6 separate regions of the Mus musculus genome follow, and all the other regions are linked to region 4. The links are chromatin loops, found by intact Hi-C in ENCODE. Cell type or tissue: gastrocnemius. All regions are shown on one strand. Region 1 holds the start of Pagr1a (PAXIP1 associated glutamate rich protein 1A). Region 2 holds the start of Tlcd3b (TLC domain containing 3B). Region 3 has its middle 4.1 kb from the start of Mapk3. Region 4 overlaps Qprt (quinolinate phosphoribosyltransferase). Region 5 overlaps Mvp (major vault protein). Region 6 holds the start of 4930451I11Rik (RIKEN cDNA 4930451I11 gene).

Region 1 (4,000 bases), 93 kb after region 4:
CTCCCAGCTGGCAGGGCCTGGGGTGGAAGGGGGCGAAGGCACCCAGAAACCTCGGGACTATATCATCCTTGCCATCCTGTCCTGCTTCTGCCCCATGTGGCCTGTCAACATTGTGGCCTTCGCTTATGCCGTCATGGTGAGCCCCAAGGGACCCTGGCCCAAGTGTACTGTGGCTCTCAGCTTCGTGCCAGTGTCAGCCCAGAGCCCCAGTAATGACACCTTCCCTCACCTCTCTGCATGGATCCCACTTTTCCAATTGCTGGCCCTTTGCTTGTCTCTCCCCAGGACCTAACCTTCCAAGGCACTCCTGCCCGACCCCTTCAAGCGGGAGGGAAACAGATGTGTCATATAATCTTACTGACCTGTACCCTCTTCCTCCTGCGTCCCCAATTCTCCTTCCTTTCTCAACCCCATTGGGCTGACCTTCCTCCTCTGGACTCTCACCTGATCCCTGCTGGGCTGGCTCCTGCTGACCTGGGCCATGATACCTCCAAACCCCTCACCCTCACCCCAGTCCCGGAACAGCCTGCAACAGGGGGACGTGGATGGGGCTCAACGTCTGGGCCGAGTAGCCAAGCTCTTAAGCATCGTGGCGCTGGTTGGGGGGGTCCTCATCATCATCGCCTCCTGCGTCATCAACTTAGGCGGTGAGTGGGGGTCAGGGACAGGAAGGGAGGCGCGGAGGGTTGACCAGGGCAGCTTTACTAACCCCTGACCCTGCTCTCTCCTGTCTGTCCTCCCTATGCCTTTGTCTCTTCCTGTCTCCTTCCCTGTCTGTCTTTCCCTCTCCTCTCCCACAGTGTATAAGTGAGGGGCTCTGCCCTGCATTCCAAGACTTTTCTTCCTGTTGGGAGCTGTCTTGGGTCCATCCCTGTCCTGGGAGAATCCCAGTCCATGGCCCTGGCCCCCATCTCTAGGGACCAAGGGAGCCTGAGCGGCCTTGTTTACAGCTTCTTTCCCCCTGCATCCTGCCAGGCTCCTCTGCCAGCCATAGGCTTCCTTTCTCCCTGCACTTTTGCCTGCAGACCCCCACCCCACTCCTGCCTCTTGACCTCCCTAACCCTGCACTCTGAAAACCTCTCTGCACTTCTGGAAGCCTTCCTGAACATCTAAATTGTACTCTGCACCTCTGCATCTCTCCCAGCCTCCCTGCACTTCTTCCTGCCTCTGGAATCCTCTGAACCTTATCCCTGGCCTCCCAACGTTCATTGTCTTGGTATCTAACCCATCCCGTTCTCCCCTTCCTTAACACCGTTTTTCCCCTTGCCACGTCCCCTGACCCTTTCTCCCTTTTCATCTCCCCCTTAGCGTCTTCACCCTCCTGCCAACACTTAGTCTGCAAAAACTGCAGTACTTAGGTCAGGCTGAGGGAAGAAGGATGGTGTGGGGAGAGGAGCCTAGCTGGGGGCTCTGACTGTTCTCTACTGGGGACCACCCAGGCCCAGACCATACCCTACCCCTACCCCTAAGGTGCCTATTGGGTCCCAAAGCTGGCAAGTGAGTCCTCACCTGGGGGACCTTCTGAGAGTCCTTATTCTGAACATCCAGGGGAGGAAGGGGCATAGCTGCGCCTGAAGAGTCAGCCTGAATTGATCTGCCCGTTTGGGCTTTTTAACCTCAGAGTTTCTTGTTTGAAGGTCTATTTATGTGCTTTGTAAACAGTAGAATTCAAAACAAAACAAACAAACAAAAACAGGACCAAAGTTCCCAGCTGCAGGGAGCAAGGGAAGGGTGGGGGAGCTCTGTAATTATTCTCTAAGAGGATGAGGGAGGTTTGTTGCACGCGACAGCCCTCTGAGGAGGCAGAGAGCCAGCTGCGATGCATTTCAGAGTTGGCGGGGTTTTTTGTTTGTTTCCTTTCTTTTTTAAAAAAAAAAAAAAAAGTTGGGGGAAAACTAAAATTCCTTTTCAAAAAATAAAACTGAGTCTCCCTTTTTGTATGCTGAATGCTGCATGAGTCTTAAACACTAATAAACAGAGAATGCATGAGACTGGCCTCAGTTGGTCCCTGTGTTTGCAGAGTCAAGGTACTGCTTTCTGGCAGGCCCTACTGAACGGAATACGCATGCGCTGCCGCAGTGGCCATCTTTAGTATGGGCCGAGGTTAATGAGTCCTAAGGGCCAAATTGCGCATGCGCAAGTCTTCTCTTTCCTCTTCCAAGTAGCTTTGACTACCGCGGAGCCTCCGCGCGCCATTTCTCTGCGCCTGCGTACTGAGATGCTGCGCAGCCTGGGAGGCGGGTTTTAGCTCCAGGTTTGTACCGCTGCTGAGTAGACGCGAACTAGGTTTGCCCGGTCTAAAAAGATGACTTCCATCCCGGTGATGGAGAAGGCGATGTGAAAGCGAGAAAACAGGCCCTTCCCTTTCCAGCTCCGAGCGTGTTTCCTGCGGGTCCCTGGGAACGGCAGAATTCTGGGTCCGTGGGGTGGGGTCTGTCCTTGCAGGGGTTTGAGCGCCCCCTCCTGGGGACGGTGCTCTGGCCGCAGTCAGCTGTTGGACTGACTGGCGATTTCCTAGACCTAGAAAGGCTCTCCAGCCTTTCGGGTGAGGCGCACTGGTTTGGTACTCTAGAATCTCCTCTATTGCTGGGCTTCTTCTCTAGTACTCTATGTCCCTTGCCCTGGGCCATGGAACCATTGCAGGCAGCACAGCAGCGCCTCTGTCTGAAGAAGGGGAAGTGACTTCCGGCCTCCAAGCTCTGGCGGTGGAGGACACTGGAGGTCCCTCTGTCTCGGCTAGTAAGGCCGAGGAAGAGGGGAAAGGCAGTCAGGAGGAGGCCGGGCGTGAGGGATCCAGGCCTGAGGAGGCACTAGAAGCTCCCAGCGCTGCGAGCGACGAGCGTGCGGAGGGAGAAGCCGAAGACTGGTGCGTGCCCTGCAGCGATGAGGAGGTGGAGCTGCCGGCCAATGGGCAGTCCTGGATGCCCCCACCCTCCGAGATCCAGCGGCTCTATGAACTGCTGGCTACCCAAGGTACTCTGGAGCTTCAAGCAGAGATCCTACCCCGCCGGCCGCCTACCCCAGAGGCCCAGAGTGAAGAGGAGAGATCAGACGAGGAGCCAGAGGCCAAAGAAGAGGAGGAGGAAAAGTGAGGCCATGCTTTACACATTATTCCCGGGACTGCTCTCCTGAGCACGGAGCCTGGAGGGAGGGGAGAGCAGGAAAGGATGAGGCGGCGGGCTGGGGTGTGCCAGCGGGTGTTAGGGAGTGCTTCTCTCAACCTTGGCTTTCTGTCCACCCTGTTTCAGGCCGCACATGCCTACAGAATTTGACTTTGATGATGAGCCAATGACACCAAAGGACTCACTGATTGACAGGAGACGGACACCAGGTACGGATGAGAGGGAAGAACTGAGGGGAGGTAAAGGGCCTCCCCTAGTTACCCCGCCCACAAGTGGGCTGGTCTGAGGCCTTGGCTGGTTTCAGCCATCATCTTGACCAGCAGTGGGACGGAGCATTCATACAGTAGCATTCACACAGTAGCAGCATAGTTCTGGCTTAGGTCAGTGCCATACTTTCCTATCAGGGACCCCGCAGACCTTCCCAGAAGTTCAAAGTTTGTTGAACACATCTCTGAAGTACTATGTTCATGCCCAGAGCTGACCTGACATCCCAGCCTGTGGGCCTTCCTAGAATATGCTTTTAGAATCATTCTGGAGCTCTCTCGCAGCCGGCCAAGCCAACAGCAAGTTGCATTAGCTCCGCTTGTACAGATCCACCATTGTCAACCAGAGGAGTCCTTTTAAGTGAGGTCCCGTCTTTCCTCAGCTTGTACTACTCCCGAGGATTCCATTCCAGAGAGGAAGAGCATGTCCACGGAGAGTCTTAAGTTTTCTGGCCTCTACCCCTGCCCCAGGACCTTTGCACATGATGGTTATGTTCCCCAGCCATTGCATTATGGGTATCTTAGTCTAATACCAGCCATCCTGTGTGTGGCCCAAACCTAAACATTAGCTCCTCTGTGCCCCTGAGGCCTAAGAAGGGAGTATTTAACAAGATC
Region 2 (4,000 bases), 290 kb after region 4:
CTGCTTTAGAGGGAGGATAGGAAGGTGCTAAGGGAAGCAAGCTCAAGCTCAATAGTAGTCCAGATGGCTGGGTTTCAATGAGGTCCAAGGAGGGAAGGAAGCTTGGATGTAACCTACCCACCACTACTGAGCCCAGGGGCGTGCTGGGGTCCCTTCCCCATGAAGCCTGTTGGAGAGAGAGGGGCTGAACTCTCGGGGAAGGCATGCCATTTACCTGGCGGAGACAATGACTGCGTCGGCCTCCTCCCAGCGCAGCTGGGGCAGCCTCTGGAGCGTGTTCTTGGATAGGAGGAAGAGTCCGGGGAACACCACCCCCCCAGCCACCATTGGGGTAAGCATGGTGACTTGAACCCGGGCAGGGAGACCAGAGGGTCCAGAAGGGACAGGAAGGCCAAATTGAGGGAGGGAGTTGGAGGTGAAGAAGGGATTGCCAAGCCAGAAAGGGAGAGAGAAAGAGGGAGGGGGAGGCACAAAGGGGCCAGGGCGGGGACAGGATGGGACAAGAGGACCAGTTCAGGGCAAGGGAGAAAGGGACTTCAATGAGATTGGGGACACAGAAAGAAAGGGCTAGCTAGGTGGCGGGGGGGGGGGGGGGACGACAGAGCGCTGGTGAGAGGATGGGGAGAGACTACCAAGGGAGGACTTGATGAGAGGACCAAGAGGGAGAGGGGACAGGAGGAGGAAGATGCAGTGGGGGAGGGGAGGGAGAACCGCGGCAGGTGGGGGGGGGGCTTACGTGGAGAGGCTGGGAGGGCCCAAGGAGGCGGGGTGGGGGACGGTGGTGCCAGCCCTGAAAAAAGGGAGGGAGGAAAGGACGGAGCGGAGCGGAGCGGAGGCGCAGCTGGGCAAGCGGTCACCAGTCAACACCGCTCTCCCGCCACCACAGGCTACCACCTCCTCCTGCTGCTGCCGCTAGAGCCCCGCTGCCCTGTGCAGACACCGCACATGGCATTATAGAGTTGGTGCCCAGCCCCCTGCCCCCTCTGTGAGGAGGGGGAGGGGGAGGGGAAGCCACCAGCTTGGGGAGGGTGGGAGAGGGGGAGGGAAATGATGGCACCGACCAGACACCAAGAAACCGGACCTGCAGCAGCGTTGTCTCCCATGCAGCTCTGAGCCACAGCAGCGGCTGCGACAGAGATGGGGGGGGACAAGGAAAGAGGGAGGGGGAGGCCCTTAAAGAGACAGGAGCTGCAGTGCAGGGGGCTGCTGGGGACAAGGGCTTAGGGAAAGGATGGCTCTTCTCTTAAACCCCCCCCCCCCCCCGGACACCTCCACCTAGCAGGAGTACTGAGCCGCCTTTCCTGTCAGCACTTTAAAAATGTCTGGCATTTCCTTCTGCTGGTGCTTATAAACATAAATGGGTGTCCCTCAGTGGCCTGCAGGGATCTCAGCTTAGGGGTGCTCACTCCAGCCAAGAAGATTTCCTGAAGAAAGCAGCCTGAGTAGATGGTGTGTTCCCTGAAGGCACAGATAGGAACAAGCCATTTCACGGTGTCCTTCAGACCCACAGCCCCCTCCACCCCGCCCGTCCGCCTCTCCAGTCAGAGGGAGTGGAAACTACATCAGTCACCTCGCTTGCACTCCGACTCGCACCACAACGAGTCACTCCCTCAGGAGTGTGGCTCACTATTGTGACAGCCCAGGGGGAAATCTATGCTCCTATGCTCTTCAGAGGTCAGGGGATAGCCCTGAGGTGGGAGCCAAGGTTCCCCAAGATCAGAAAGTTAAGATGTGACAGGAACAGAGCTAAGTGGGAAGAGATGGCTGGCTGTCAGAGCCCTCCAGCATGGCTTTGATGGCTAGCACCAGGGCACTGGGAGACAGGAAGCAGTCATGTAGACCTGGTGGCACTCCAGGAGCAGGAGGATCACTCCTGGTAGCCAGCTTGGGCGACAGAGGAAGTGCTCGCCTGGGAGAGAGGGTTAGAAGGTGGGCTTGAAGAGCAGAGGGTGCTTGCTGCCTGGAAAACCCAGTGGAGTTATGGAAGCCGGGGCCCCTCCCTCAGGCCAATGGCCTCCTGGAGTCCCCTTTTCCTTGTTGCCTTGGTTCCCTGTCCTCGGCCACTCCTCAGAACAGTCCTGCTTACACAGAAGAGCCTGGTGGCTGGCTGACTCAACTTCCTCCTTTAATCCAAGGGGAAGAGCAGCCCCGTGCTTTGGCCAGGGTAATTTAGGCCTAGCACACAACTACTAATGCTCACTCTCACATGGCCTCTTAGAGCCTGGCCTTTCCCAAACCCATCTGTCCTTCAGACTTGTATATCATGGGGACTGACACCTCACTGTAGCTTGAGTTTCTCACTGACCCTGAGATGAGCCTACTTATCTACTGACAACTGACCTTTCCAGCCCACAGCCTACTCCCTCTGCGCCCTAGAGGAAGGGGCCAATTCGCTATTTTGTGCTGCCCTCTAGTGGCAGTCTGTGGGAGTGGCTGAGGGAAGTCTTGACACCCGCAGGAGTTGGGGCTACTATTAGAGACCTTCGTAGACCTGGAAACCACAGGGGAAGAGGTCCACTTTCCCAGGTCTTACTACAGACTGAGCATGGTTTATGTCAATGCTTCTTAAGTCTTCTAGGGGTTGAGGAAGGAGAAACCAAGGCTTAGAGGGTTTATTAAAGTGTCAAGATAACATAGCTATGTTCATTATTAGTAAAGTAGGATTTCAAGCTTATGTTTGCTTCACTTCAGGAAAATCCAAAGACAGTGGTGACAGGAGGCAGAGGAGGCAGAGCCCTGGGGTGCACAGGAGACAGAGGAGGCAGAGCCCTGGGGCTTCCAGGACAACCAGGTCTATACAGCAAAATCCCGGCAAAAATCCCAGGCTAGTCAGGAATACATAGGAGACCCTGTCAAAAAATAGATGCACTTAGCCTAGCTTGAGCTACTAGATGAAGGGACAGGCCTGAAATTCCAGCACTCAGAAGGCTGAGGCAGGAGGCTCACTAAGAGTAACGGGATAAAACAAAATACAAAACCTTTCAAAAGTTAGAAGATGTAACCTGGGCTACAGAGAGAGACCCTACCTAAAAAACAAAACAAAAAATAACACACACAAAAACAAAACAGCAAGGAACAAAAGCACCAAGGCTCTAAGCTGGGGCGGTGACATGGATCAGAACGTGTCTGTGAACACAGACGTGGTCAGGGGATCCAGAGCTGACTGTGGATAGCACAGGCTGCAGCAGAACAAGACAGGTTTCGGGTTTGTGCTTTTGATTTTCGTTTTTCTTTTCTGGGGATTTACAGAGTCTCCTCGGTAAATTCTGCCTTTGAGGGCTCAGGAGCTACCTAGCACATCAGGGGCTCGGGGCTCCATACCCAGCATTGAAAAGAAAGAAAAACAAAAACAAAAACAACCCTGAAGCACTGCTTTCTGCACACCCCAGTCCCAGCTCCACCCCGGCATTGTTCACCTTTATAGTAACAGCCCGAGGGCCCAACCTCTCCCACAAATACATTTTTTCCCCAGTATGATGTTGCCAGCAGAAGATAGTATCTCCTTAAATTCTCGTCTGAGTTGTCGGTTAAAAAGCAACCACTTAGCCGGGCGTGGTGGAGCACACCTTTAATCCCAGCACTTGGGAGGCAGAGGCAGGCGGATTTCTGAGTTCAAGGCCAGCCTGGTCTACAAAGTGAGTTCCAGGACAGCCAGGGTTACAGAAAAACCCTGTCTCAAAAAACCAAAAACCAAAAACTAAACCAAATAACAACAACAACAACCAAAAAACCACTTTCAGGCCAGTGGGAGGACTCAGCACGTTAAAGGCGCCTGTTGCCAATCTGAGTTCAATCCCTTGAACACGTGGAAGAGAACCATCCACAAGTGTCCTCTGACCTCCACATGTGAGCCGCGCCATGTGCACCCCCTCCGAATAAATGTTAAGAATTCTAAGCCGGGCAGTGGTGGCACACGCCTTTAATCCCAGCACTTGGGAGGCAGAGGCAGGTGGATTTCTGAGTTCAAGGCCAGCCTGGTGTACAGAGTGAGTTCCAGGAC
Region 3 (4,000 bases), 350 kb after region 4:
ATCATGTTCATTATTGTACCTCCAGTGCCTGGCAGACCAATGTTAAGCATGTTTAAAATGTGTTCTGTTATTTAATGTTTGTGTGTCTGTGTTGTAAGTGCGTATGTGTGAAGGTGCTGTGATTACAGACCTGTAACATCATACTCACTTAAGTCTGAAATTCAAACCGACAGGGGTTTTTTGTTGTTTTTTTGTTTTGTTTTGTTTTGTTTTGTTTTGTTTTGTTTTGTTTTGTTTTTTTTGAGACAGGGTTTCTCTGTATAGCCCTGGTTGTCCTGGAACTCACTCTGTAGACCAGGCTGGCCTCGAACTCAGAAATCTGCCTGTCTCTGCCTCTGGAGTGCTGGGATTAAAGGTGTGCGCCACCACCGCCTGGCTTTTTTTTTTTTTTTTAAGATTTATTTTTTTTTCCTATGTAAGTACACTGTAGCTGTCTTCAGACACTCCAGAAGAGAGTGTCAGATCTCATTATGGATGGTTGTAAGTCACCATGTGGTTGCTGGGATTTGAACTCAGGACCTTTGGAAGAGAAGGTAGTGCTCTTAACCACTGTGCCATTTCTCCAGCCCCCATAAACTGACAAGGTTTGGCCCTGAGGGTATGGTGGGGTCTGTATGCTTAGCAAGGCTAGAGTTGTGATGGTGGCGTCATCAGATTTGGAAAGTCGGAGAACCCAGAACCAGGCATCTCAGTAGCCAGCAGCACCCACAGGATTTGGACCTGCCCTGGCCCCCGAGCAATCAATGAACCACTTGGCTCTCCACCTGTGCAGGCACACAAGCTAGAGCCACTGGAGAGGAGGGAACCTCAGTTGAGAAAATGCCTCCACAAGATATGACTGTAAGGCCAGGTAGTGGTGGCGCATGTCTTTAATCCCAGCACTTGGGAGGCAGAGGCAGGCGGATTTCTGAGTTCGAGGCCAGCCTGGTATACAGAGTGAGTTCCAGGACAGCCAGGTTTCTATACTGAGAAACCCTGTCTCAAAAAAACAAGCTGTAGGGCACTTTCTTAATTAGTGAGTGATGAGGAAGGGTATAGCCCACTGTGGGTTTTTCAGAATTGTGTGATACATACAGTTACACACAGTTGGTTGTGAGCCGCCTGATACGGGTGCTGGCAACTCAGACCCTCTGGGTCTGCTGAGCCGTCTCTCCCAGCCTGACACTTTTAAATGAATCAATCATCTAACATATGGGGAGTCTGAGAGTTAAGTTAGCTGACTTGAGTCAAGAAGGGGCCACTACTTGACTCAAGTACTTTTCACACAGAGACTTTTGCAGATGCCACACTGTCTTGGAACCATAGACGGCTCACATGGAAGCCACACTCTGGTGCTGCCATCCCACCTCATTTTCCAGAACTGAGTGATCCAGGAGCCTCACAAACACACAGAGCCTAGGCTTGTTTCTCTCCAGGGTATTGGGAAAAAGTGCTTGTACAAGTTACAGATCAAGAGACAATAGAACCAATCGTGAGTGTTCAGAGAGCCAAGCACTGTATGTAGCTCAGGTCAATGAGGCTGAGCTGCGGATTCCCCAGAGCTCCCACGTCACTAAAGTTTAAGAGGTACCGATTAGATCGATGACTTCTTTGGTAATTGCTTTGATAGGCTTAATTATATGGCACTTTGAGCAACATTCTGGGCTCGGCTAATGGAAGATTGCTGTATAATACAGGCTCTTACTGAAGACCTGGAACTTGCTGCAGTCAGACTGGCTGGATTAAAACCTCATGATAGGAGCTGTGATGGCAAATGCCTATAAACACAAATACTTAGGAGACTGAGGCAGGTTCAAGACCAAGTTGGGTCATATAAAGAGAAAATATATCAAAGGTAAACCCCCAAAAGCTGGAGGGGGGCAAGGTCACTTTCAGGAGAATTGGGGAGGTGGCCTTTTATTTCATTATTTTATGTATTTATTTTTGTTTTTAGAGGCAGAGTTTCTCTATGTAGCCCTGGCTGTCCTGGACTCACTCTGTAGACCACGATGGCTTCAAACTCACGCCTTGGAAGTGCTGAGATTAAAGGTGTGGGTCATCACCCCATGGCTGAGGAGGTAGCCTTCAGTCACTGAAACATAAGTGAGGTTGCAGAAGCTGGAAATGGAGAGAGGACGTCGAGGAAAGGGAACAACATATGCTAAGGGATAGAGGCAGGAGCCTATCTTGTCTGGCAGCTGCAGAAAAGGATCTACAGGAGGGCCAGGATAGCTCTAGAGGCAGCCCAGACTGATGAAGGTCTTAGCTTTAGGCAGACTTTGGACTTTGGATGCTCCTCAGGAAGTAGTGAAAGCCCTAGAGCGACTCTTGCCAGATCACATTGCTACTGCAGGAGGATATAGTGACTCAGAAAGTGGCGTGGGGTTCTGTTTAAGTGGGGTTTCTTGAGCAGAGTTTTCCTGTGCAAAGGAAAGGCTGGAGAGATGGGCGGGGCATGCCACCACCCTCAGGCCTCTGGGTAAGGAAGCGCGACTGCGCTCTCCCCCTAGTGGCTGAGATTGGAATTTCCTTTAAGGATCGGGCTGGGATTTTGGGATTTCTCAGACTCCTTTACAGACCAACATTTAACTAAAGTAGTGGGCGGTCGCCTTTAATCTCAGCACTTGAGAGGCAAAGGCAGGCAGTTCTCTGTGAGTTCTGGGACAGCTTGATCTACATAGCGAGTTCCAAGACTACATAAAGTGACCTCGTCTCTTTAAGGTATTAATTAAGGTAGACTGATCATCTATTCTCCACCTGTCACCTTCATGTATACCATCCCCTGCGATCCTCGCACCAGCCAAATGAAGGAAATGACGTTCACGTTTAGCTGGGGAAAAGCAGACATTGAAGTTCAGAGAACGAAAGGACCTGGGAACTGTGTTCTCCAGCAGCTCATGGGTAAGAGCGGTGATCTGAAAGGAAATGGTCCCCATAGATGCATGGATTTTAGTAACTGACCACCAGTTGGTAGGACTGTTTGAGAGAATGAGGAGGTGAGTCCTTGGTGAAGGAGGTATGTCACTGCGGGTGGGCTTTGAGGTTTTCAAAAGACTTGCTGCATTCTGAGTGCCTCTCCCTCTCCCCTCCTCCTCTTCCTTTCCTTCTCCCCTCCCCCCTTCTTCTCCCCCCCCCCTCCTGGTTGTGTCGTAAGATGTGAGCTCTCAATATTGTTCCAGAATCATGCCTTCCTGATTGCTGCCGTACTCACTGTCATTATGGCTATGAACTCTAACCCTCTGAAACTGTAAGCCCTAAATTGGGGCTTATAAAAAGCTTACTTTTATAAGTTGCCTTGGTCAATTAGGTCTATCATAGCAATAGTAAAGTAACCAAGACAGAGGAGTGTTTTGCCTCTATGTATATATGTACTCCATGTGCCTGCCTGGTGCCTGCGAAGGTCAGAGGAAAGCACTGGACCTCCAGGACTGGAGTTATGTGTGGTTGTAAGCAACCATGTGATGCTGGGAACAAAACCCAGGCCCTCTGCAAAAGCAGCCAGTGCTCTTAGTGACTAAGCCATCTCTCCAGCACCACCAATATTATATTACTTATGCATAGTTGTGCAGCGTGTGTGTCTGTGTGAGTAAATGCCACCTGTGCGCAGGTGCCTGGGGGGCCAGAAGAGGGCGTTGGATGCCCTGAAGCCGAAGTCACCCGGAGTTGTGAGCCACCTGACATGAGTGCTGGGTTTAAATTCAGGTCTCTTATTTGGGGGGTGGGGGGGTGGGTTCAAGACAGGGTTTCTCTGTGTAGCCCTGGCTGCCCTGGAACTCTTTCTATAGACCAGGCTGGCCTCCTGCCTGCCTCTGCCTCCTGAGTAATGAAATTAAAGGCCTACACCACCATACCCGCCCTTCTTATTTTATTTATTTATCTATTTATTTATTTATTTATGTATTTATTTTTGGTTTTTCGAGACAGGGTTTCTCTGAATAGATCTGGCTGTCCTGGAACTCACTTTGTAGACCAGGCTGGCTTCGAACTCAGAAATCCTCCTGCCTCTGCCTCCCGAGTGCTG
Region 4 (4,000 bases):
GGCTTCAGTCATTTCTTTAGTCAACACGCCTACTGTTTGCCAGATAACCTCCCTCAGAGCTTAGAACCAGGGTCTTTGCATCATTATCCCTGTTACAGACAATAAGTTGCGTGCTGAGTCACTCCACCAAGTGGGCTCTCTGCTAGCACAGAGCCTACTGCACACTTGTTAGAGCAGTGTGATCTTGTCAATATTTGGCTTTTAAAATTTTTGTTTGTTTGTTTGTGCTGGGCAGGCAGTGGTGGCGCATGCCTTTAATCCCAACACTTGGGAGGCAAAGGCAGGCGGATTTCTGAGTTCGAGGCCAGCCTGTCTTGAAAACCACCCCCCCCCCCAAATTTTTTTCTTTTGTTCGTTTAAGGACAGGATTCTATGCATCCCTAGCTATCCTAGAACTCTAAGACCATCCAGGCTTCTAACTCACAGAGATTCACCTGCTCTGCCCCGTCCTCCCCCCCCCCCCCCGCATTCCCCCCTTCCCCCCCCCAGTGCTAGGATCAAAGGTGCATGCCACCACGATGAGCATTTGATTGCTTTATTTTATATTTGTTTGTTTTTGAGACAAAATTTTACACAGTCACCCACAATGCTTTGGAATGTATACGTAGCCCAGGCTGTCCTCCGCCTTGTTGAAATCTTCTTACCTCACCCTCCCATGTGCTGGGATTGCAGACCTGCGCCCCCTGCTGGGCAAGTGACTGGACTGCAACAGAAGACTGGACAGTGTGGTGCACATCACTGGGACTTCTCACCTAGCAGGGGTCTGTAGAAAGATCTGAGAGGACAGGGCTGGCAGGAGCAAGGCGAGAGACTGTGAGGCCCAGGCACTATGCGAACCAGCTCATGCTGAGGTCTGAGAGAGACAAGGAGACCCACCCCCAGCTCCATGGCAGCTGCTCAGTCAGGAGTTGAATGGGAAGTGGGGTGAAGCAGAGAATGCAGCAGGTGCAATGGGTGCGCACTGCAGTTTTCACAGTGACAGAGCTGTCAAACACAGCTGAAGTGGCTGGGAGGTGATCGTGCACGAATTTAATCCCGGCACTCAGGAGGCCGAGGCAGATGGGTCTCTTGAGTTCGAGGCCAACCTGATCTACAGAGGGAGTTATAGGACAGCTATGGCTATACATAGAAACCCTCTCTTGGAGAAACAAACAAACAATCAAACAAAGCAGAAGTGGATAGAACTCTCACCCTAAGGCAAGAACTCAAAATCGAACTTGAAGTACAGTGTAGACTAGCAGGAGTTTACAGCCCAAGAGCACAGAAGGGGTCAATGGTGCAGAATTACTGACAGGAAGTCCTGGGGATAAGGAGGCCTTCTGGCTAAACCAACCCAACAGGATTCTCATGAAAACTGCAATTCAGAGACCAACATGGAAATCCAAAAGCATTTGGGAAACCGAGGCAGGAGTGCCTGAAGTTCAAGGCCAGCTTGGGTTCCATTGTAAATTCCAGGACAGCTTGGGTGAAAGGGGGGTGGGGGTAGAGGGAACCAGACAGATTGCGTGAAGGCTGCGGCTCTTGTACAGACCAACAGGTGGCAATGTTGCACCGTGTCTGGGTTCTGTCTCTGCAGCCCTGGAGGCTGAAAGGCCCTTCAGTTGATGCCACACATTGAGGTGAAGGGCAAACCATTAAGAGAAGCCATGGAGCCACCCTTCACCCCCTCACTACCGTCTCTGGAACAGGACATACCCGAGCCTAGTTTGCAGCTGCACTAAGGCTTCTTGTTCTGAACCTGGGGCCACCTCGTTGCCGGCACCCTCAACCTGTTTGTCTTTTCTCTGGTTCTCTCTCTGTTGCTGTAAACACCTGGACTTACAGCTTTATATAATACTTGGTGTTCGCTGTGAGTGAGGCTCGGTGGTCGAGTGTTTTCTAGAAGCTCAAGGACCTGGACTAGATCGCCACCCTGAGTAAAGCACTTGGTGTCCTGGAGACGGCTAGGAGGAAAGATACAATTGCTAAGCCTTCTGGGTAACACAGATGGAAAGGAGGCAGGGCACCCTGCAGGCGTGCACAAGTCGGTTGCCCATGCTGTTAAATATCGAGGGCCTTGGTGGTGTATGCGTGTGACCCTCAGCACACAGGAGGTTGGATAGCTGGGACTCCAGGCTATCCTGGCTACGTAAGCAAGCCATGTCTCCAAAGAACAACAACATATTAAATATCTTGTTAGTAAGTAGCTTTGGACCCAACAGTAGGTTGAATGCATAAAATACAAGGTGCTAAGTGTTTACATAAAAGTTGTTAAATGTGTCACCTGGCACATACTATACAGAAAAATGATCTGAGCAACTATGTAATCAGATTTTATAACAAAGCAGAAAGGAGGTTGGCGGGAAGAGGAAGAAGAGGAGGAGGGTGCTGTCCAGGGTACAGAACTTCAATTCTGCGGGAGGAATGGGTTGTGTGAGTGTTAATACTGCTGGACTCAGATGTGTTAAGAGGGGTCACCTCTCCTTGTTTCTTTAACTGTAAGTCAATTAAAGCTAAAACCAAGGTGAGTGACGGGAGATGACGCAGTGGGTAGAGAAGCCCGCTGCTAAGCTTGGCAAACTGAGTTAGCGTCCCAGGACCTACCCGCTTTAGAAAACCAACTCTTGCAAATTGTCTTTTGACTGCCACTCAAGACCAGTGACATCTGCATGCACATACCACATAAACACCCCCACACACACACAATGTAAAAAAAAAAAATTACAAAAGGGGGCATTGTGATAATACGAAGGAGCAAGCACCCGCTTCTACATTTTTAATTTATTATTGTTGTTGTTGTTATTGTTGTTTTTGCTATTCTGAGACCTGGTCTGCTGAGTTCCTCCTCTTCAGCCCCCAGAGTGTGGAGACTCTTGGCAGGCACCACCAAGCCCAGCTTCCTTATAAAACTCTTTGATACCTATTCCAAGTTTAACTTTAGCTAGTTGCAGAGTACTTTTATTTACTCTGACAACCTGGTCAGCTTGGAGACCCCAGACTCTGCCCCAGCCTGGCCCCTGGGAGTCCTATCTCCACCCTGACTGGCTAGTGTCCTACTGACCATGCTGTTAAAAACCACGGTGCAGCTTCTGGCTACAAGGGAGGAAGTGCAAACCCGACAGAGGTCTCTCTGCTTCCTCCCCAGGCCTGCAGCTCCTGTTACCCCCTACAACCTTGGCAGCCCTGGCGAACAGCTGGCTGCAAGAGGACTGCCCGGGCCTCAATTTTGCATCCTTGGTTACCGGGTCGGCACCCTCGCAGGCTGTGCTGTGGGCCAAATCTCCTGGGGTTCTGGCAGGGCGACCCTTCTTTGACGCCATCTTCACTCAACTCAACTGCCAAGTGTCCTGGTTCCTCCCGGAGGGATCGAAGCTGGTACCTGTGGTCAAGGTGGCAGAGGTCAAGGGACCTGCCCACCACCTGCTCTTGGGGGAACGGGTGGCTCTTAACACCCTGGCCCGCTGCAGTGGGATTGCCAGCGCGGCAGCGACAGCTGTGGAGGTGGCCAGGAGCACCGGCTGGACTGGACACGTGGCGGGCACGAGGAAGACGACACCTGGGTTCCGACTGGTGGAGAAGTATGGGCTCCAAGTAGGCGGGGCAGCATGCCACCGCTACGACCTGGGAGGGATGGTGATGGTGAAAGACAACCATGTAGTGGCGGCCGGCAGCATGGAAAGGGTAAGTGCCCCACTGAGCCTCTGTTCTCACTGTGGTCCTCCACTGACAGGCATTTCAGTCCCTCCACCAGAGACCTGCCTGGTGACAAGTGGTCCCAGCGGCAGGGATGCCTCCAAGTCTTTCTGTCTGTAGATGGAGGAGGCTGTCTTCCTTTTTATGTGCGATTCAAAGCACAGCTCTCTGGGCCCCCCAGGATCCAGGGCCAGGCTACTCAACCTTATCCTCTCTCTATTGGCCTGGCAGGCAGTGCTGAAGGCTCGGCAGGCAGCCGGGTTTTCCCTGAAGGTAGAGGTGGAATGTAGCAGCCTGGAGGAGGCCTTTCGGGCAGCAGAGGCTGGGG
Region 5 (4,000 bases), 120 kb after region 4:
CCCAGAAGGGATAGGGATGCCGCTTAGCAGTAGAGAACGTGCCCACCATGCACAAGGCCTGTGGCTCCATCCCTGATATTGGAAAAAAATTAAAAATGAAGGGCCAGCAAGAAGAAGGTAGGTGAAGGAGCTTGCCGGCCAAGCCCGATCCCACATAGCGAAAGGAGAGAACTGATTGTCACACGTTGTCCTCTGACTGTCATGGTGTCCCTGGGTAGGCAGGCGTCTCTTCTAGGCTGCCCCTGACTCTGTTTCCCCCGCAGCATGGCTGTGGAGAGCACTGGTAATGCCAAGGCGGAGGCTGAGTCCCGGGCAGAGGCAGCGAGGATTGAGGGAGAAGGCTCTGTGCTGCAGGCCAAGCTAAAGGCGCAGGCGTTAGCCATTGAGACGGTAAGTGGAGGGGCTGCTGCTGGGGCACTGGGGCCTGCTTGTCAAAGACTCTGAGACGGGCAGTGGTGGCGCACGCCTTTAATCTCAGCACTTGGGAGGCAGAGGCAGGCGGATTTCTGAGTTCAAGGCCAGCCTGGTCTACAGAGTGAGTTTCAGGACAGCCAGGGCTACACAGAGAAGCCCTGTCTCAAAAAAAAAAAACCAAAAACAAAAAACAAACAAAAAAAAAAAAACAAAAAACCAAAAAAACCAAAAAACCAAAACACCAAAATCAACAACAATAAAAAAAGACTCTGAAACCAAGTGGCCTGACAAAGCCCTGCTCATGCTCCCTGCGGTTTGCCTCAGTCCTGTAGCAATGCACTTAGAACAATCCCTGAAGACAGGGCGTCTTACAGCCATTCCCCAGATGAGCTTCACTGCCCACTTTGTTGTGTGTTTTACATCTGTGACCTCCCTTCATACCTGAAGCATGTATCACCTCCAAGGCTTGAATCGCAGGACTCCTTCCCAAGGTTCACTAGCTAAATAGTGGCAGAGCTAGGATTTGCACCTGAGATTCCCTTCTGCCTCAGTTCTCTTCTTTCAGAGTTGCTGGACGGACAGTTCCCGGGCCCCGTGACCTAAAACCAGCCTGGTCTCCCTTTTCCAGGAGGCTGAGCTGGAGCGAGTGAAGAAAGTGCGAGAGATGGAGCTGATCTACTCCCGGGCCCAGCTGGAGCTGGAGGTGAGCAAGGCACAGCAGCTCGCCGACGTGGAGGCAAAGAAGTTCAAGGAGATGACAGAGGCACTGGGCCCCGGAACCATCAGGGACTTGGCTGTGGCCGGGCCAGAGATGCAGGTGAGAACAGAAGACACGGGAGGAGATGGGTGTTTGCCTCGGAACCAAGAAGGCTGAAGGCAACCTCGGCTGGGGAAATGTTGGAGGATGGGAAGGGGTGTGACCTGTCACTGAGCACTGTGCGATGAGGCACTGTCCTAGACCCTGCAGAGGCAGCAGCACTGCTAGGGGGACAGTAGCAGATGAGACATCAGTGCCTCGAAGGAAGTCAAAAGGAACAATACAATGAAAAGTGACGGTGACCACTTGGTTTAGGGAGAGCTGCTCTGAAGGTCGGCTCCCTGGGGAGGCAGCTGAGGTAAATGGCCATTTCTGACGGTGTCGGTGTCTTCTTTTGCTGACTTTATCCTCCAACCCTGCAGGTGAAACTTCTTCAGTCCCTGGGCCTGAAATCCACTCTCATCACAGATGGCTCGTCCCCCATCAACCTCTTCAACACAGCCTTCGGCTTGCTGGGGCTGGGGTCTGACGGTCAGCCACCTGTACAAAAGTGACCTGGCGGCCCAGCCCCAAGGAAGGCTTGCTTTACCAGGTCCTCTGAAGCAGCCACTCTGTGCCTTAGGTAGACACTGACTACACTGACAATGGATAAATAAAATGACAACTGTAGACATTTATGTTTCTTTTTCCCTCTTATCTCCAGCCTGGGTGATCAGGGATCTTCGTGGTGACCTAGAGAAGGTGCCCCCTCAAATCTTGGTAAAATTATGAGACTACTTTGGTCTCCAAGGAAACAGGGAGAAAAGTATCTCAAAGCCACAGTGATAAGCACAGAACCCAGAGTCTTTCAAGCCCGCAGCTTAGACTGCACCTCCTTAGCCCCTGGGTAGGCAGAGCACCTGAGAGCACTCCCGCCCTTGCATTGGCTCTGTGGCTCGCAGCTGTTTTTTCCATGAATCCTGGCCACCTAGTCGAGGAGTCACCTCAGGCTGCAGAGCCTGCTCCGCCTACCATGGGAGACTCTCCTTTGGCACCACCTGCCGGCCTCACCAGCAGCCTGCAGTACCAGCAGGTGTGCCAGGCCTGCCCTGGGCACGGCTGTGCTTGCCTCCTCTAGGGAAGAGGACCCTGCCAGGGGCAGCAGGATTTCGAGCACACTCTGCAGCTTCCGGTCTGGGCTCTTAAGGAGCACTGGGGTGCCTCTTTCCTATCTGCCCCGGAACTTGTAAAAGGTCTTCTTTACTTGGTAGCCGACGTAAGCTCAGTCAGCTTGGAAACACCAGTGGGGGATAGGGTACTGGGTTCTAGGCCAAGTGGAGCTTTAGGCCTGCCCCATCACCACTGTGGAAGTAAAATGATCCTGGGGTGGGGAGAGAAAATGGAGAAAGTTCCCTGTGTGTCTATGAAGGCAACTGACTCAGTCCCTCCTATCACCTCCCCTGAAATGGGCCCATGCTACCCCAGATAAGCAAGGTAGGTGATGTTTTTGTTCCTTTTCCTTCCTGAGTGCTTTTGAGCTGTATTTGTATGGTTGGTGTCTCTTCTAAAGCCTGAACATAAGGCCAAGGGTCTGCCCATATTAACTCACAACTCACATTCTGGCTTGGTGTGAGTCCCTACCTAGACCTTCCCAAGTCTTTCCTCAAGAGAACCAATTAATTTACAGCTCCTCAACTTGTCCCTGCTGCCTACTAAATGCTGTGTATTACCAAGGGCCTCTGGGACCAAGTAAGATTGTACTTGGTGGCTGTTCAGGTCTCAGCTACTGGCTCCTACGGCTGTCCTTGGACAATAACCACACCACCACGGACAACTTGTTCACTGCCTAACTTGGATCCTGGGCTTTGTCCCTACAAATGACTCAAAACCGGTGATTCCCCACCGCTAGATGTCTCCCCCATGCCCACTCCCCACTGCCCTGGGTTAGGGATGGAACCCAAGGTCCTCACAGCAAGGTGCCCCACCACTGAATTATACCCTGGCATTTGGTTTTCTTTTCTTGCCTCTTCTTCCTTTCTCTCACTCCCTTCTCTCTCTGCCCTCCCTACCCCTTCCCCCCCGCCCCCACCTCTTTTGAGACAGGATCTGCCCATGAACTCAGCCCTCCAGCCTCCCCGTGCAGCGTTAGGATCATGGCATGTGGCATTTGTCCATCAGCTCCTCCTTCCCTCTGTCACGCCAAAGTGCAGCTGCTAGTTGTTGGAGGAGACCCCAGCATGTGACCAGTCTCCTTTTAGACTTCAGCCACAATCTCCAGGGAGCCGTGCTCCCCCTGTCTTCTCTGAGATCCTCCCTCTCCAGAACAACTGCTCAAGCCTCCTCTTTACACCCTCCTCCTCCCCTGCCCACTTTTTCTCACCTCTTTGAAAAAAATAGAAGCAGAGCGGGCAGGAAGGCTCTCTCCTTCCCAGCAGCAGATCAACACACTGAGCCGCTGAACTGGCTGTCCCCACCACTGTGCCCATCAAGGATTTCTCACCTTGGGCCCCAATCCCACCCATCTTGTCCTGAGAGCTGATTGCGAAGCCCATCTGCCTCTGTCTTCCTCTCTTTGAGGCCCCAGTCTATAAATTCCTCCAACTCTATAAAAACAAACAGGTAAGACTCATTCCCTGTTAAAGAGCATGCGGATCTGAGTACCCACATAAAAAGGCAGCTGTGGGGGCTGAAGAGATGGCTCAGTGGTTAAGTGCACCGGCTGTTCTTCCAAAGGACCCAGGATCAATTACCAGCACCCACACGGCAGCTCTCTATAACTCCAGTTCCAGGGGATCTGACACCCTCACATTGACATACATGTAGTGAAAATGCCAATGCACATAAAAAATT
Region 6 (4,000 bases), 280 kb after region 4:
CAACCTACAATCTGTCCTGCCTGCAAGACAAGCTGGCGTAATTGTGGTGCAGAACTTGTGGGAGTGGCCAACCCATGACTGGTCCGATTTATGGCCCATGCTACAAGACAGAGCCCATGCCTGACGCTATGTGAATGACTAGGAACCAGGGGCATGACAGCCCAGAGACTCAGGATAGAACCAAGCACTGTGTGTGTGTGTGTGTGTGTGTGTGTGTGTGTGTGTGTGTGTGTGTGTGTGAAATGATTCCTAATGATATTCTGCTGTACTCATAAATTGGTGCCTAGCCCAACTGTCATCAGAGAGGCTTCATCCAGCAATTGATGGGAACAGGTGCAGAGACCCTCAGCCAAACACTAGGCAGAGCCAGGGGAACCCTGCAGAAGAGGGGGAGGAAGGATTGTAGGAGCCAGTGTGCTCAAGGATACCACAAGAACACAGCCCACAGAACACAGCCACAGCCCATCAGCTAAGCAGGGCACATAGGAAGTCACAGAGACTGCGATGACAATCAGGGCACATAGGAGCTCACAGAGACTGAGATGACAATCAGGGCACATAGGAGCTCACAGAGACTGTGACGAAAATTAGGGAGCCTCCATAGGTCTGTGCTAGGTCCTCTGCATGGGTGTTATGGTTGTGTCACTTGATGTTCTTATGGGATTCGCACCACTGTGGCAGCTGCCTCTGACTCTCTTGCCTGCACTTGGGACTCTTTTCCTCCTACTGGGCTGCTTCATCCAACCTTGATAGGAGGCTTATTGTATCTTGTTAGGCCATGTTCGATGAGTATCCCTGGGAGGCCAGCTCCTCTCTCTCTCTCTCTCTCTCTCTCTCTCTCTCTCTCTCTCTCTTTTAAGGGGATACAGTTGGAGTTCTTCTGGGGGAGATGAGACACAGTAGCAGGGGGACTGGGAGGAGTGAAGGGAGGAGAAATGGTCAGGATGTAATGTGTGAGAGTGAAGCTAGAGAGAGAGGACAGAAAAGATCAGGCGGAAGGGTTGGAATGTTGTGGAAATGTCTTCCAGGCATAGCTGTGGCACTCTTAGATTCTCAATAGCTGTGATTAACTGAAGAGGAGGAGGAGGAGGAGGAGGAGGAGGAGGAGGAGGAGGAGGAGGAGAAAGCTAATTCTGATGTAGAAGCACACTCCTTTAATCCCAGCATCATTTGGGAGACAGAGGCAGGTCTCTGTGATCTCCTGGCCCGAGAGAGGATCCTTTAATGAGGAGCCACCTTCAGGGCAAGTGGAGTAACAGAGTAGCCAAGAGGCTGTAAAACAAGCACGGATAGAATCAAGGAGACCCTGAAATGTCCTTGGCCCGGGTGGGCTGGAGTTCGTTTGTGATAGACAGGCCTAACTGCCAATCAGAGGCAAGCTGTCTCTTCCAACTCGAGGTGGGGCCTCCGGAGTGCAGGTCGCAATTAGGAAGTGACACGGGGAGGACTGAGGGAACTAGAGAAAAGAAACAGGGGTCGGGTGGTGGACGGTGAGGTTCACATGCCACCAATACCACCAAAAGGGAAACTGAGTCACGGTGAGGCGAGTAGACTAGGATCTTTGAATGGCCGAGAGATTAGCCTTGGAATGAGCCTGGGGAGTTCGTCTGTTGACAACACCCTCAGCCCTCTTCGCCTCCCCGCCTCCCGGTGACAGCCAGTCCCAAGAGAGGAGCCTGCCTGCCTGCCTGTAACCTGTAGAAGAGATGGTGGCACCGTCGGACCAACACTGCTGCCACCTGGTGGAAAAGTTGGCTATTTCTCTTGTGCCTCACCGTGCGCTTCCATCTCTACTGAGCGCTAAAACCAAGCCTGGAGATGGATGGGTGCAAACCCACGAACCTGGGGTTCAGAAAGGGAAGAGGACCCTCCCCCCATAGAAGAATGCACAGCCTTGGGAAGCGTTGTGTCAGCGTTCCTCGTCCCCCTGCACACTGGTTTGGGCCTCCCTCTTAGGGCTTCTGCCAATGCCACGAGCCAATCTGTGTAACTTGCTTGGCATTTTACTAAGCAATCAGTAAAGGAGTTTTATTTGATCCGAAGAACAACTGGAGATGTGTAGCCCTCCTCACCTCCCCAGTAGAGCGGTTATGCAAACACATGTCTCCTAGACCTAGCTAAGTTCTGGAACACCACAGAACTGACTGGTTCTGTAATAGAACTGAAGGCCTTGTGCACTCTGAGCAAAAGCTGTACCCCTGGCCTACACCCCAAGACCCCTCACCACTGTTGCTGTTATGGTCAGTGTCATCCTTGGGGCTCAATGGGGGCTCTTCTGCATCAGGAGCTAGAAGCACCTCATAGTCGGGCTAGCGGAATGGCTCTGGGCTGTGACATCATAGAATCCTACTCATTCATAGTCGTGGGGGGTTATGAAGCTGTGGCTGTGGGTAGCCGTAGGGGTGTGGATGTTGATGGCTGAGCTGGGGACCATAGAAACAGGTGGGGAACTGAGTTCAGGAATAGTAGGAATAAGGGAGGCTAGAGAAAGGGAGTAAACTTCATTGTGGGCAGGAGGGAGGAGGATGGCCCAGCCCCAGGCCTTAGTTTCCCCACCCCCCCCTTCCTTTCCCCTTCTTTCTTCCTTTTCTCTTTTTTCCTTCTTCCTCCCTTTTGTCTCATTTTACTTTGTCTTGAGACAAAGTGTTGCTCTATAGCCCAAACCTTCAGTCCAAACCTTTCCCCCCCATCTCAGACATGGTGGGCTTCTGATGGGAGCTCAGCCAGCCCTGGGACAAAACAATCAGAGCTCTGGGTTTGCCTGGCCTCATTGGTGGGCATGATGGCCCTTGGGCTCTTGTCACAGACTCTGCTTTGGTTTTTAGCCCCCAGAAGAGATGGAACCCGGCCCTCGGTTTCAGGAGCCAGACCCCAGCAAGTTGTAAACAGGCTTTTCTTTGATTATCCAGACTCAGACCGAGCTAGCCTTCTTGCTGTGGCCCGGTTTATTGGAGAGAAGCCTATAACGTTCGTTAAGACAGGTATGAATCAGCTTGATAGAGGGGTCTTCCTCCTGGCGGGGTCTGGAAGGACGCTGTTGTTCATTGTCTGGCAGATTCCAGTCCTGGGCTCTTCCAGAACATCCTGGTGGGGACATTAGTGGTGGCCTTCTTCTTCCTGCTTTTCCAGTTCTGCTTGCATGTGTGAGTTGTGTCTCTGTGTCCTCGCCCTACCCCTTCCAGAGGACCCAAGTCTCCTATGTGTCCCTCCTCATCTGATCTCCATACTCCTCAGGAACTTCCAGAAAGGGGCCTAATGAGATATCCAGCCAGAGCCAGCTGAGGTGAGCAGGTGAGCCAGAGACGGAGCCCTGGACCCAGCTGTGAGCCACACACATCTACCCTGCCTTCTGTTGAGAAATAAAGGTGGTGCCTCCTTCCTCCTAGACTGCAGTAGCCCTCTATGTAGCCACCCATCCCCCACCTCCTCCTTCTCCCTGACTTCGAAGTGGCCATTCACACACCCCATTCCTCCCAGGCTGCAGGCGCGCGCACACACACACACACACATACACACACACACACACACACACACACACACACACACACTTTCCCCCTTCCTCCTCAGTAGTTATGTAGTGACCCCTCCTTCTTCCTCCCCACTTCCCAGCCCCCAAAACTGGACCAAAGGGTCTTGCTGGCGTTCAGGAAGATCGTCTTTATTAGCGGTCTGTAAAAGCACCTCCCGGGGTCTGTGGCCCCCAGACTGGAGGAAGCCGCGATTGGCCTGTAGCACCAGGGACAAGCCGGGGCCGAGGGCTAAATGTGCCCCTGACAGAAGGGACTGGCCTGGCGCCTGTCCCCAGGGCTGCTCAGCGCTGGAAAGGTTGTAGGGGAGCAACTGCCTTCCTCCCCTCACCCCAACAAATTAGTTTGATATGGGTGAATAAATAAAATGGTTCCTCGGACTGGTCTCCACAGGAAGGGGCTGTGGGGGTAACTGCCCTGTCAGGGCCCAGGTGGGGGGAGTTAGGATGTCTTCTCTCTCCCGGGTGATGGGG

Evidence for each region. Hi-C counts contacts between places; a loop is a spot of excess contacts. Peaks named below come from ENCODE experiments on the same cell type or tissue, not always from the same donor. Only the 100,000 strongest peaks of a DNase experiment are listed, where the experiment ranks them.
Region 1: it touches region 4 in a loop (2.2-fold over the local background); 18 of 42 quality-filtered maps call a loop at or near these places.
Region 2: a loop joins it to region 4, with 4 times the contacts of the local background. A loop is called at or near these places in 33 of 42 quality-filtered maps.
Region 3: it touches region 4 in a loop (5-fold over the local background); 8 of 42 quality-filtered maps call a loop at or near these places.
Region 5: a loop joins it to region 4, with 4 times the contacts of the local background. A loop is called at or near these places in 11 of 42 quality-filtered maps.
Region 6: a loop joins it to region 4, with 6 times the contacts of the local background. A loop is called at or near these places in 31 of 42 quality-filtered maps.

What each region holds. Positions count from the first base shown.
Region 1 is chr7:127,015,531-127,019,530 of GRCm38, reverse strand. Pagr1a (PAXIP1 associated glutamate rich protein 1A) reads left to right here and starts at 2,179. Exons shown (of 3, transcript NM_030240.1): 1 at 2,179-3,088; 2 at 3,249-3,331. The coding sequence starts at 2,610. It overlaps Prrt2 (proline-rich transmembrane protein 2), which reads left to right. Exons shown (of 4, transcript NM_001102563.1): 2 at 1-136; 3 at 515-647; 4 at 801-1,989. The coding sequence ends at 811. In gastrocnemius, a CTCF peak has its summit at 2,466 (motif pointing left); DNase peaks (open chromatin) are centred at 2,151, 2,435, 2,815, 3,265 and 4 more places; H3K4me3 peaks cover 3,214 bases; H3K27ac peaks cover 3,361 bases.
Region 2 is chr7:126,820,427-126,824,426 of GRCm38, reverse strand. It overlaps Tlcd3b (TLC domain containing 3B), which reads right to left and starts at 1,124. Exons shown (of 5, transcript NM_029978.1): 1 at 215-1,124. The coding sequence starts at 339. In gastrocnemius, a CTCF peak has its summit at 2,420 (motif pointing left); DNase peaks (open chromatin) are centred at 907, 1,519, 1,996, 2,405 and 1 more place; H3K4me3 peaks cover 2,405 bases; H3K27ac peaks cover 2,988 bases.
Region 3 is chr7:126,753,516-126,757,515 of GRCm38, reverse strand. No RefSeq gene overlaps it. Among named protein-coding and RNA genes, the nearest start is that of Mapk3, 4.1 kb to the left of the region's middle. In gastrocnemius, a CTCF peak has its summit at 2,496 (motif pointing left); a DNase peak (open chromatin) is centred at 2,452; H3K4me3 peaks cover 406 bases; H3K27ac peaks cover 936 bases.
Region 4 is chr7:127,108,369-127,112,368 of GRCm38, reverse strand. It overlaps Qprt (quinolinate phosphoribosyltransferase), which reads left to right. Exons shown (of 4, transcript NM_133686.1): 2 at 3,125-3,660; 3 at 3,904-4,000. Among named protein-coding and RNA genes, the nearest start is that of Qprt, 12 kb to the left of the region's middle. In gastrocnemius, CTCF peaks have their summits at 684 (motif pointing left) and 1,542 (motif pointing right); DNase peaks (open chromatin) are centred at 702, 1,547 and 3,301.
Region 5 is chr7:126,984,708-126,988,707 of GRCm38, reverse strand. It overlaps Mvp (major vault protein), which reads left to right. Exons shown (of 15, transcript NM_080638.3): 13 at 264-390; 14 at 1,043-1,231; 15 at 1,594-1,848. The coding sequence ends at 1,725. Among named protein-coding and RNA genes, the nearest start is that of Cdipt, 10 kb to the right of the region's middle. In gastrocnemius, a CTCF peak has its summit at 2,207 (motif pointing left); a DNase peak (open chromatin) is centred at 2,209; H3K27ac peaks cover 734 bases.
Region 6 is chr7:126,829,853-126,833,852 of GRCm38, reverse strand. It overlaps Tlcd3b (TLC domain containing 3B), which reads right to left. Exons shown (of 5, transcript NM_029978.1): 5 at 3,634-4,000. 4930451I11Rik (RIKEN cDNA 4930451I11 gene) reads left to right here and starts at 2,357. Exons shown (of 4, transcript NM_183131.3): 1 at 2,357-2,442; 2 at 2,826-2,981; 3 at 3,056-3,143; 4 at 3,235-3,379. The coding sequence starts at 2,373. The coding sequence ends at 3,256. In gastrocnemius, a CTCF peak has its summit at 1,744 (motif pointing left); DNase peaks (open chromatin) are centred at 60, 331, 1,368 and 1,706; H3K4me3 peaks cover 516 bases; H3K27ac peaks cover 328 bases.